Regions from separate parts of the Homo sapiens genome. Here region 1 is linked to region 2. The links are chromatin contacts, found by Hi-C or POLR2A ChIA-PET in ENCODE. All regions are on one chromosome and are shown on one strand. The core of a region is the stretch at or near the end of the contact, and the rest is flanking DNA. Distances in the headings are between cores, read along the strand shown. Region 1 holds the start of ZMIZ2 (zinc finger MIZ-type containing 2). Region 2 holds the start of MRPL32 (mitochondrial ribosomal protein L32).

Evidence for each region. Hi-C counts contacts between places; a loop is a spot of excess contacts on that map. ChIA-PET counts read pairs that join two places held with the same protein, here RNA polymerase II (POLR2A). Pooled maps may share reads with other maps.
Region 1: a pooled map shows a loop between it and region 2 (10-fold over the local background). The contact joins the promoter of ZMIZ2 here to the promoter of MRPL32 in region 2. A Hi-C loop is called at or near these places in 1 of 37 single-sample maps with no recorded cell type and 9 of 50 pooled maps. POLR2A ChIA-PET finds 5 or more read pairs at or near these places in 1 of 52 experiments (CD8-positive, alpha-beta T cell).

The regions. Positions count from the first base shown.
Region 1 is chr7:44,746,070-44,752,944 of GRCh38, reverse strand. ZMIZ2 (zinc finger MIZ-type containing 2) reads right to left here and starts at 4,098. Exons shown (of 19, transcript NM_031449.4): 1 at 3,954-4,098. RefSeq lists an enhancer at 1,544-2,013 and silencers at 3,794-3,843, 3,854-3,963, 4,074-4,603.
Region 2 is chr7:42,930,830-42,937,021 of GRCh38, reverse strand. It overlaps MRPL32 (mitochondrial ribosomal protein L32), which reads right to left and starts at 4,646. Exons shown (of 3, transcript NM_031903.3): 1 at 4,506-4,646; 2 at 1,886-2,067. The coding sequence starts at 4,635. It overlaps PSMA2 (proteasome 20S subunit alpha 2), which reads left to right and starts at 4,848. Exons shown (of 8, transcript NM_002787.5): 1 at 4,848-4,904. The coding sequence starts at 4,864. RefSeq lists an enhancer at 4,468-4,697.

The sequences.
Region 1 (6,875 bases), core at 2,849-5,348, 1.8 Mb before region 2:
GGGAAACAGTCTGGCCGTATCATATGGAACTAAGCAAGCAGCTACCCTACTATGACCCAGCAACTGCACTTGTACGCATTTATCTCAGAGAAATGAAAACTTATGTTCACATAAAAACCTGTACACAAATGTTTATAACTGCTTTATTTGCAAGAGCTATGGAATGGAAACAGCCCAGATGTCCTTCAATGGATGAAGAGTTAAATCAACGGTGGTACATCCATAGCCCGGATGCAATATAAAGGAATGAACTACTGATATATGCAACAACCTGGATGAATCTCCAGAGAATTAATGCTCGGTGGAAAAAGCCAATCCCAAGAGGCTACACGGTGTACGATTCCTTTATTTAGCATTCTTGACACACCAAAATTAGGGAAATGGAGAACAGATTGGTGATTGCCAGGGGTTAAATGTGGGGGTAAAGAGAAAGGTACTAATCTCTTCTCCATTTCTGTAATTTTGGCAGGAGGAAGGTGGGCGTGAATATAAGAAGGCAACAGGCTGGGCACGGTGGCTCACGCCTGTAATCCCAGCACTTTGGGAGGCTGAAGTGGGCAGATCATTTGAGGTCAGGAGTTCGAGACCAGCCTGGCCAACATGGTGAAACCCCAACTCTACTAAAAACATAAGAATTAGCTGGGCAAAAACTAACCGGGCGTAGTGGTGGGCGCCTGTAATCCCAGCTACTCAGGAGGCTGAGGCAGGAGAATCATTTGAACCCAGGAGGTGGAGGTTGCAGTGAGCCGATCGCACCATTGCACTCCAGCCTGGGCAGCAAGAGTGAAACTCCATCTCAAAAAAAAAAAATAGAAGGCAACAGGCTGTAACCTCTTTACTGTATCAGTGTAGTGTCCTGGTGCAATGTTGTACTAGTTTTCCAAGATGTTACCATTGGGGCAAACTGGGTAAAGGACAGAATAAATCTCTCTGTGTCATTTCTTATAATGCACATGAATCTTTAATTTTTTTTTTTTCTTTTTGAGATGGAATCTTGCTCTTTCACCGAGGCTGGAGTGCAGTGGCACGATCTAGGCTCACTGCAACCTCCACCTCCCAGGTTCAAGCGATTCTCCTGCCTCAGCCTCCTGAGTAACTGGACTACAGGTGTACACCACCATAGTCCATGCCTGGCTAATTTTTGTATTTTTAGTGGAGATGAAGTTTCGCCATGTTGGCCAGGCTGGTCTTGAACTCTTGACCTCAAGTGATCCACCCACCTCGGCCTCCCAAAGTGCTGGGATTAGAGGTGAGCACCACTGTGTCCAGCCAATAATTTCAAAATAAAAAGTTTAATTACAATACAACTGCTACCACCAGCCTTCTGTCTCCGCAGAACTGCTGTGACAATCTTTCCCCACTAGAAAGCTGGTTGGGTTGGCTGGCCACTTTGCTGTCCCAAGAACAGAGAGGGAATCTGGCAGGCAAGCAGATGTGCCCCCTCCCCCGCCCGTGGTCAAAGGCCTCAAAGTGCAGGCAGCACTCTGTGCAGCACTGCCTCATTTTAGGTCACCTAGGGCAGCAGCTCCCCAACTGCAGCACATCAAAACCAGCTCGCAGCTGGTGATGACAGGCTGCCCAGCCCCACCTGAAGTCAGTAGGATGGGCTGGGGCCTAAGCCCAGAATTTCTAACAAGTTTGCAGCTACTGCTGCTGCTGGTCCAGGAACTGTAGTTTGAGAACCTCAGATCTAGGAAATGCAGTGAGCTGGGGAGAAGGAGCACAGGGCAGGTACAAGGAGGGGAGGAGCCCACAGCAGGCTCCTATGTCACATGAGCCTGGGGAATTCCACCCCTGATGGTTCTCTGCTGTGGACAGAGACCACAAAGATTTCCAGTTCCCTCTGAGCTTACTCTTCACTGCACAGGGGGATTTCCTGCCGACCCGAACTCATGCCTCTGGTCTCCTCTCTGAGGACAGTCTCTCTGAAAAGACTTCCAGTCTCCAGGTCTGGTATCCTTGACCCTGTGCCCCTGATGATAGGATAGTGTTCTGCGTTGTGTGTGTGCAGATCCTCTTCTCATCTCCTGGCTTTGAGTCTGGGTTGGGAACAAGCCTGGAGCCTGGAATCTGGATCCCAGATCATGCAAGGCCCATGCCCACCAAGGGTCTTAGTGCCTGGCGCTTTCCTTGTAAACTAACTCCAGCTGGAAGCTAGGACCCCTTGAGAGATGGACAAGGTCAGTCTAGAGGGCCACAAGGCTTTCTCGGGGGTCAGATCACATCTTCCTCTAGACAGAGTTACAGAACTCACTACCCCAGACCTCTCTTCCCCAAATGTCCCAGAGTAGCTGCACCCCCAAGTCTCCTGGTTGACCTCCTGAGCCTTGTTCCATGCCACCTCTCTGCCTGCCTAGTCAGCTAGGAGCAGGACCAGCAAGTGGGCCCTGTGGCAGGCAACGCTTCTCAATAGGTCACACATCAGGACTCACTGTCTCCAAGATTGCAGGGTCAGGATCCAACCCAGGTGACAATGGAGTCAAAGGGTATTGAAGAAATGATGGCTGTGGAATGTTGCAGGAGCGGGGTCCTTGGTAGCAAAAAGTGGGGTACTCACATATACAGGTAGCTGAAAGTCCTGCCCCCTCTACCTGTAAGGCCACAGTACTAAAATGTCTAAGCGTGGGGCTAAGTCAGGATGCAGAGTTCATCAAAAAGTCCAGGAATAAGCAATGGCCCAGGCATGAGACATTTCAGTGAACAGCTGAAGGGACAACCTTAACCTGGCATCAGTTTACAATGTGTAAGATGGATATCTGGTAGCATCCTAGGACTGAGGACACATGACCACCTTCATGTCATCAGCCCTTGGGAGCTCAATCCCAATAATCAGGATGCTCCCCAAACATCTTAGGCCTGTCCTTCAGAAATCTACAACCGGCAACTGTCACCTGCTTGTTCTCTTCATTTACACTTCCAGCTTGTAACTATCCCCTGGGCATGACAAGGGCTAGAGGTCAGTACCTCTGGAAGTTAAGATTCCTTCACTTCTCCTGTTTCCACACTAAGCATCAAGGGATGCCCTCTGGTTCTAGCTTGCCAGAACTTGGTGGTGAGTCTGTGTCCATCCTATCCGTAATCACCACGGTCTCAGACCAAGTCACATGTTCCGTGTGTGTCCCTGTGAAATCTGCGATGACACAAATTAAAGACACCACCATGGATGTTCTGTAATACTGGAAAGAGGGTACCCTAGGGAGAAGGAGAGGCAGAACACTGCAGGGCAGAGGGTCCAGGGAATGGGAGGAGAGACACGGTAGGTGGAGGGGTAAACAAGGCACCGGGTGGGGGTGCCGCGGTGAAGGACACCTGGCACTAGGGAAGACAAGGCACCTCAGGGGAGCAGGGCATCCTCACGCCTGAGCTTCAGTATGTCCAGTTTGGAAAGGGGTGTCCCCATCAAAACTGGCAGCTGGGGGCTGGCCGCTCAGCGTCGTTCAGCCCAGGAGCGGAACAGCTCCTCCGCGAGCAGGTGACGGCCTCAGACGGCCCCCACATCGCCGTGCTGGTGGGCACGTAAGTAGGAGCGGAGGGGCGTACCATGTAGGTGAGACTGCCTGGCCCCAAAGCTAGGAACGATCAGGTTGGAGCGAAGGCCCGGCCAGCCTTCATCGCTCAGGAGAACCCCGAGCGCCGCTTACACCCCTCGGCCAGCCTCCAACAAAGACTCAGGGGAGGGCTGGATGACCCTGACGCCCACGGGGCCGAGCCTGCCCAAGACCACGACGCACGCGTGGCAGGTGCCGGCAGGTGGGCGGCAGAGCCTCTAGCCCCAGCCCAGCTGTGAACCCTACCGTGGCGCCGCAGCGGAACCGGGGCGCCCCGGGCGACCAGCTACACCTGCCTGCCCGCCCGCACCTGCCGGCCCGCACCTGCCGCACCTGCCTGCCCCCGCCGGCCCACACCTGCCTGCTGGCGGCGTTGCCAGGGGCCACCCCCAGGACCCCGCTCACCTCCGCCCGGCCTGGCCCGGCCCCTCGCCGTGGCGGCCCCCGGCCCGCGCCGCTCCATGCGCTCAGCCCGCCCTCCGCGCCGCCCGCCGCCCCGGGGCCGCCGCCACCCGCGCCATCGCGCCGCCGCCCGCTCCGAGGGCACAATGGAGCCGCCGCCGCGCCGCTCATGCATATGCATGACGCCGCGCAGCCGGCCCCGCCTCCCAGGCCAGAGCAGCAGAGCCCCGAGCCGGCGCTCGGGGCGGGGGCGGCCGCGAGCCCGAGCGGCCCAAAGCGGCAGGGTGGGGCCAGGGCCGCAGGTGGCTGGGCGGGCAGGAGACGCAGCCTGATCGCGACCTGCGCCCCCAGCCCCCTCCACACCTTTCTGAACGCGGCGTCGGCAGAGCCACTGCGCTCTTCCTGCTCGCAGTCCGCCGGGAGCGGGGCGGGGCCGGGCGGCGGAGGCGGGGCCAGGACGCCGGGGCGGGGCCGAGTGGAAGGCGGGGCCAAGGTGCCGGGGCGGGGTCGGGAGGAGGAGGCGGATCCAGAGAGCCGGGGTGGGGCCAGGGCTCGGGGCGGGCCCCGGCGGAGGAGGAAAGGAAGAGTGAGTCCTTGCCCTTCCCCCACCCGCCCCGCCCGCGCCCCGCCCGCGCCCCCCCTGCTTCCTGGGAGTCCATTGCTCTGGCCCGGCGGGCGGGGACACGACTGGGAGACAGAGAGACCCAGGGTGCCACTTTTGGGAGGGGATCTTATTAAAGGACTCCGGAAGCCCCTCGTTAAAGCAGAAAACTAAACTTAACAAGTTCGCTGTCCTCACTGCTCAGTTCTCTCTTCCCAGTGGTTCTCCTTCTGGAAAAAGTCACTATTGAGCTAGTCTAGCCTGATGGAATAGCCTCTCTGATCAGTTTCGATCTTTGAAATGCTATTATCAGCCTTTAAGTTATTCTTGACTTTTCCTACCGTAAGTTGAGGAAGACCACATTCTCTCAACTACCCATAATTAATTTTTCTTAATTGTGGTAAAATACACATAACGTAAAACTTACCATCTTAACTGTTTCCAAGTGTAGTTCTGTGGCACCAAGTACATTCACATTCTTGTGCAACCACCAACCGTCTCCAGGACTTTTTCATCTTCTCAAATGGAAACTCCATACCCAGTAAACACTAGCTCCCCATTCTTTCCTCCTCCTAGCCTTTGGCATTCACTATTCGTCTCTAAATTAGACTACTCTAAGGACATCGTATAAGTGGAATCATACATTATATGTCTTTTTGTGACAGTCTTACTTTAGTTAGCACAGTGTCCTCACTTCCATCCATGTTGTGGCATGTGTCAGAATTTCTTTCTTTCTTTCTTTCTTTCTTTCTTTCTTTCTTTCTTTCTTTCTTTCCTTTCTCTCTCTCTTTCTTTCTTTCTTTCTTTCCTTCCTTCTTTCCTTCCTTCTTCCCTCCCCTTCCCTTCCCTTCTTTTTTTTGACGGAGTCTCACTCTGTCGCCAGGCTGGAGTGCAGTGGTGCAATCTCGGCTCACTGCAACCTCCACCTCCCAGGTTCAAGCGATTCCCCTGCCTCAGCCTCCTGAGTAGCTGAGACTACAGGGGCACGCCACCACGCCTGGCTAATTTTTTTGTGTGTGTGTTTTAGTAGAGACGGGGTTCATCATGTTGGCCAGGATGGAATCGATCTCCTGACCTCGTGATCCGCCTGCCTGGGCCTCCCAAAGTGTTGGGATTACAGGCGTGAGCCACGGCGCCCAGCCCCTTCTTTCTTATGGCTGAATAATATTCCATTGTATGCATATTCCACATTTAAGTTATCCATTCATCTATCAATGGATACTCCACAATTAATTTTTGACATTGTTGAAATTTCTTCCCTGAAGGCCGCCTCTGAACTCTGTGCTCTATTTCTTTTGGGAATCATTCGTTCATTGAACAAATATGGCAGGCCTGCTGTACAACAGTCCCTGGTCTGGGGTCTGTGAACACTGGTCTGTCCCCAGGAACCAGGAGAATAAGGCCCCTCCATCCATACAGCAAGCATGTTAGAGGGGACAAACAGAAGGAAATGAGTTAACAGGTAACAGTGTGTCTGTCAGAAAGAGTGTTAGGAAGAAAACTAAATCAGGGCCAGAGAATGGGGAGGGAGTGATGAGGTATGAGGGACGGATTCTCTGTGGAGCTGGCCCTGAAGAAGAGACCCAAATGAAGGGGGAGGCAGGCACCAGGGGACCCTGACCATTCCTCTGTCTCGGAAGAGGCTGCATGTATGGGGGAGTTGCAGGCAGGTTTGTGGAGGATGCTGGAAGTGGCCACGCCAAGCATCCCAGGTGCCCCCAGGGCAGGCATCTCTCTCACCTCCTAACTGCTTCAATAATTCCTGCCCTGCTCCCCTGGGAAAGGCCACCTGGTGTCCACTCCTTTCTAGGGAATGTTTTCATTTTCTACTATATGATGAATTGTTAAGAAAGTCTTCCTTGAGGCCGGGCACAGTGGCTCACGCCTGTAATCCTAGCACTTTTGGAGGCCAAGATGGGTGGATCACCTGAGATCAGGAGTTCGAGACCAGCCTGGCCAACATGGTGAAACCCTGTCTCTACTAAAAAATACAAAAATTAGCCAGGCATGGTGGCGTGAAACCCTACTCTACTAAAAATACAAAAATTAGCCAGGTGTGGTGGCATGCACCTGTATTCCCAGCTATTCGGGAGGCGGAGGCAGGAGAATCGCTTGAACCCGAGAGGCAGAGGTTGCAGTGAGCTGAGATCGCACCACTGCACTCCACCGTGGGTGACAGAGCGAGACTCTATCCCCCCACCATCACCCCCCCAAAAAAAAAAGTTGCCTGGCGCGGTGGCTCACGCCTGTAATCCCAGCACTTTGGGAGGCCGAGGCAGGCAGATCACGTGAGGTCAGGAGTTCGAGACCAGCCTGGCCAACAT
Region 2 (6,192 bases), core at 3,397-5,896:
AATACTAAATATCAAATAAGGAATTTGTCAACATAATGAAGTGACCCAAACAATCAGCATCTTAAATAAGACACCAAGGAAAAGTGAATTCCCTTTGTCTTTCAATCTATCTTAGGGAAAACAAGATAAGAACATTACAAGTTGACTTCCTTGGCTTCCTCTTTTTATCACAGTGTAATTCAAATTCCTGTACAGAATACAGGTTTCGTATATGGTATAATTTTTCTTTTTAAAAATGAACACTGATTATTCCTTAATGTAAAATTATTTTCTATGTTACATTCTTAGGGTATTTTAATGATATATATATGTGTGTGTATATATATATATATAGAGATAGATATAGATATATATATATCTCCAACTTTAAATATAAAATAGAAACATTATAACCTCTAAAAGATTTATCAACTTATTCTAGATGTAGGTTTGAAAGAAAATACAAAGAAAAATACTAAACAGGATCATTAAAGAAGCTTTAAACACTTGATAAGATTAATATACTAACATTTGTGAGGCAGATAACAAAAGAATTTCCTTTTCTGAAAGGAAGAAAGAGGCTTGTATATTACTTGCCTAACCATATTCTCATTTTGCTCCACTACTGGAAACTGGATTGCATGCACAACTGAAGGTATGAAGACACCCACAGTCAGCTGGTCTTCCTTTCGTGATCAAAGTACCCAACATAACACACTATATACCGTATGTAACAGAAAATAATTCAAGGAAGAAAATAAATGCACAGGATAAGAACTATTCCTTCAGAATAAATGCGATCAGGGAAGTCACATAATAGATCAGTGCAAGATCTCATTCCTAAAATCTTACGTCCTCTTGAGCAAATTTATGAATTACTGTAAGTCTTAAGTAATAAAGTGTTTTTCAGTTCTACATTTAAGTTCAGCCCCAACCATCACTCAATAATACTTTCTGGCTTAAGTTCTAAGGTTTTGCTTAACAGAATGTGGATGCTTATGAAAGTCAGCTTTCTGTTCTCGAGTTTCATCTGTATGGTGCTGCTGTTGTGGAACGCCATGAAGTAAACAGTAACTGAAATCCTAACTGTTAAAACCATACATGAACAGATCAGAGGTAATACACACTGTAATTTTTCTTTACTAGATCAATGAAGACAGTACATCCATGTTGTCAGCGAGGAGAATCTGAAATTGTCTGAGGATAGGAGAACACAAAGAAAATCTTTAAAAGAACATGAGGTCAAAAATCAGAGCTCGAAAATCTACTGCTTCATAGCTGTGTGACCACAGGCAAATTCTTTTTGCCTCAGTTTTTTCATCCTAATAATGAAGAATATCTTATTTGCTTTGGAGGGCTATAAGACATGATGAGATATAATAAACATAAGGCACTGAGATACATCATAGACACTTAATTGTTGTTAGCTATTATATTACTTATCTTAGGGTTTTCCTTCATGGTATTTTGTTGGAAATGATAAAAAAATAAAACAAATATGTAAGGGCTTGTAAAACCCAAGATTCAGTATACCTACTGCTTCTAGCTTTAATTCTAGGCTCTGCCATAGTTAGGATGTTTACTCATCTGTAGTTCAAAACTCACACAGCTCAAGACTGACACAGCTCACAATTCAGAAGTCATGTAGGCACCTCACAGCCTCGTTCCTTGCCCAGTCTCCAAACTCACTCCTTCCTTGACTGTGTTTCTAATACTCAGGCTAGAGGACAGCAGGCTCTAGCCTTCTCATTATGTATATAATGAGAATACTGTATTTCATTTAGGCCAGAGGAAAGTAGACACATATAATCTGATAATAATTTATTCCTAGGCTATAGGAATCTACCATGAGCTTATTCAATGGAGGACTTGAGGAAAAGCACACCCACAAAAATCAATGCATTACCTTAACTTTAATAAGCTTCTGCGGATTTCTTCTCCTACACCGGTTAACTTCAATGGTGCGTCTATTTTTGGGAGCTGCCATCCAAAAGATACTGTCCAAAAGGCTGGAATTCTCTTTACTTCCACTGGTATCATTTGCTGGCTCTGTAAACATGGCTGGGCCCTGTACTGCTAATGCTGGTCCTAGGAAATAAAACATAAGAGATACAGAATTAGTTTCTAGCTTCTAAATTACTATTTACAGATATCATTTTCCTTAACAATCAATGGTCAAACATACACACACACAAAAACTATATATAAAATTTAGAATGTGAAACTCAATAATGAGAAACCTTAGCTATTAAAATACACTAAAGCTTATACAATTTTAAGGAACACAGAATTTTTTCTTAGCGGATCCTGCTGAAAAGAAGATCAGTGAAATTCCATCAAGTTTCTTATCTCATAAAATACAGGACTCTGATAGGCACCTAACTTGAACAAAACAAGCAAAGAATCACTCAACTGTCCACATTCTATTAATACTTGGCGGGTAGTAAGTACCTGATTAATTTACAAGTAAATCTAGACAGATTTCCTGAATACACTTCTGACCGGCACTGATGTAACTGCCAATTGCCTTTTCTTATATTCAAACTGAGTCAGGTCCTTTATGATACAACCTCTTAAGTCACTTAGTTCCTCATAACATTTAATCTTGATTCCTGTCTGCTCTCTAAAGAAAAGAGCCAGCTCACCATTTCTCTGTATGGCCTTATTTATGTGACTATCAAAGTTTCTCTTTTTCTGAATTGCTTATAAAATCAACATTCCTTTACCCTTTCCTTGCTATTTCTTAGACGTGCCATACTTTTTTTTTTTTTTTTTGAGACTGAGTCTCACTCTGTCACTCAGGCTAGAGTGCAGTGGCGTGACCTCGGCTCACTGCAACCTCCGCCTCCCTGGTTCAAGTGATTCTCCTGCCTCAGCCTCCCAAGTAGCTGGGATTACAGGTGTGCACCACCACGCCTGGTTAATTTTGTATTTTTAGTAGAGACAGGGTTTCACAATGTTGGCCAGGCTGGTCTTGAACTCCTGACCTTAGGTGATGGACCCACCTTGGCCTCCCAAAGTGCTGAGATTACAGGTGTGAGCCACCGCGCCCAGCCCACATACTTCTTTTGATCTTAAGAACTCTTAAAAATACACAAAGTTCTCTAACACTTAACAACTGGCATTTATTTTCAGTATGTCCACAAGTATTGCCAAGCATGCCCCGGTGATTAACAACACAGGCTCAGGACTGTCTGTGAACTTGGGACCATTGTGAGCCTACTGTTTCAGTTGGAAAGTGTATACACCTAATGGGACTGTTGTCAAGATTATCCCAGGAAGTACATGTAGAAAGCTTGGCACATTGCTTGGCATATAGTGGCATATATTTTCTTGGTATATTTCTGGATATTATCACTTTCAGGCTGCTTAGAAATTGAGTAGAATGTAAATGCCAAAGCCATGACAGTTTCAACATCCAAGATACTTCCAATTAAAATTAATTCCAAGTGAAACATGGGAAACAGAATTCAGCTCCTCAGAGCTCAAACACCACAGAAAACATGTACTGCGCGGGAGGGAGGGAGGAAGGGAGGAAAGAAGGGAGGGAAGGGAAGGGAAGAGGAGAGGGGGGAGAGGGGAAGCGGGAGGGGAGGTGAGGGCAGGGCTGGAAAGGAAAGACAGATCCAGAGAGTGGTGAGCCTTGATGCCAAGTGAGACCTGCAGAACTGTCCTCTCAGGACAACTCTGTACAAATCCCTGAACTCCACAGACTTGACCAAACTCTAGCATAGTTTCTAGCAGCATAAGGCTGTATCCTAGGATGACCTCGGCCCCCCCTTTAAAGTGCCTGCCTGAGAAAGCTCAACGCTGCCTGGAAAATTTCCTATTTATTTTGGCCAACATACCCCGATAGTAGGTCCCGAACTCCCTTAGAGCATTTCCTGGAAAGGGCATATAATTGTAAATACGTATCCCTTGCAACTAACTCGGAAGCTTTTCTTTCAAGGCCCTGAGAGCCATTCCTTCGAAATCTAATCATTAGGAAGGATAGGGCCTTTGTCTCCCAGTCTCTGCGGGAGGATAGAATTCTCCCTAAGACAACTGCGAGCTAGCAGACACAGCCGGCTAATCACATTTGCACTGACTTCACTATACTACACTTCTCTGACTCTACAGAGCCCCTACACTCCCGCCTCGCTCATTCTCCCTTTAAAACGCCCAAAGTCACCTCTGCACAAACCGGGATGGAGCTCAGCTCTTTACCTGCAGTAGTTACTGAATAAAATCTGTTTTCAGCGCTTTACTTACTGGCTGGCTATGATTTATCTTTGACACAAGCTTGGGTTACATTCTGTGTACGAATGGAACAAGCAGAGGAATTTTTTTTTTTTTTTTTTTGCGGTGGAGGGAGCGCAAAAACAGTCGTTCTGTTCTCGCTAATATGGGAATGTCACGAACTACGTCCCCGACATGAGGCCGCGGATCAGAACCGGGGCTGAGGGCGAACTGTGTAAGCTGCGTCTGCTACGCTGCCCGAGGTCCCGTCATCAGCCCCCTCTCCCACGGAGCCCTTCTTTACCTACCCCACGGAGGACTGGGAAAGCCCGGCCGGCTCTGCGGAAGCTTCCGTAGCAGTCGCTCCCAGTAGTTTCGAAGCACTCCCCGGGCCGCAGACCACGGCGAAACCACCAAGACCAGCATGGCCAGCGCCATTTTCCCTGCTGGAAGACCGCCCCGGTCCCGCCCCTGCTTTCAGCATGCGCACAGGCACAGAATCGGGCAAGCCTCGCTTCTTAGAACTACAACACCCCGCATGCTCTTGGAGCAGCTCTGACTCTCCTCCAATCATAGAGAGTAAAGGAAAGGTGAGGGGCGGGGAAATGAAAGGAAATCGGCCACAGTGCGCATGTGTGCGGCTGTGCTTTGGCTCTTCGGGTAAAGATGGCGGAGCGCGGGTACAGCTTTTCGCTGACTACATTCAGGTATGGAAGGGGCCCTCGAGGTCTTCAGCGTAGTCGAGGTTGCTGGTACTCTGTCGATTTAGTTTTTCCCATCCTGACGTCGGCATTGGTGCTTCTGGAGGGTCCAGTAGGGAATGGAGTTGGAAATGCGGCTTTGCAAAGTCATTTGCCAGGCCGACCCGGGATTCCTGGAGCTTCCTTGGTCGGAGGCTGCTGGAGGGTCGGGGGGATGCGGTTTTGCGGGGTTAACATGGGGCTGCGGGACGGTGAGGCACATAGCCAAGGATTCGCTTTCACTTTGGAGACCAGAAAAGAAGGCAGTTTTAGCTTAACCATCTCTGGGTGGCCCGTTCCGAACTCAGGATTTTTTTCCTGGCTCAAGTAGACCTGATGCGGTGGTTTCTGAAACTTGGAATCTTGGTCAAATATGTGGGGTTCCCTTTTCTTGGAAAACTCTCAGCTTTACAGTTAAGTCGGAGTCTTGGTCTCCATTTGGCACTAGTGTCTTTCAAAACCTCCCGCTTTCGGTTTCTTCGATGCACGAATTAGAAACATAAGGACTAAAAACCGAAAGCCCCTATCACTTTTTTGTGAACCCCTAACAACGAGGCAAGTTTGAGTTTTGGTCTTTTTTTGGTGGACTGGGGGGAACGTCGGGGAGGGGGATGTTTACTTTAAACAAGATTGTAGGTTTTTCTATTGTAGAAAAGGGGATTAGAATAATAAGTTTACTTTCCAAAATACAGTTGGGGCGAACCATGGCTCTCAACGTGAGAAAACCATCGCCGAAGACTTTTAAAAATTGACTGGGGAAGTTTTCTGACTTACCCATTTTCTTAAGGATCAGTAATGCCCAGTTTACTTAAAATGTACTCCTGACAACTGAAGGCAGGCGGGATCTAACTTGTTGAGTACTTTGTTAGGTGCAACTTAACCTTAACCTGCTCCATCTCTTTCCACTGCTATAATGAATGTTATCTCAGCTTCTTACAGATGAACTAACCGCAGCTTGTACAAATTAAACAACTTGTCTAAGGTCATCGGTGAGTAGCTGAGTTGACATTCAAACTGGGTTTTTTTTCTGATAACAAAAATACACTTTCCATTACATAACGTTGTCTTAAATTCCAAAAGTACTTTTCTCTTGGCAGTTTTCAGTAAGCAGTGGGTGTATGTAATAGTTTTTTTGTAACCTTTGAACGAGATTAATTTAATTATGCAATAAAAGGTCTCATTATATTACATATGACAGAATAGTGTGTGCAGGATGTATTCACTGTTCCTATTTATGAAGAAAACAAATGTGGTC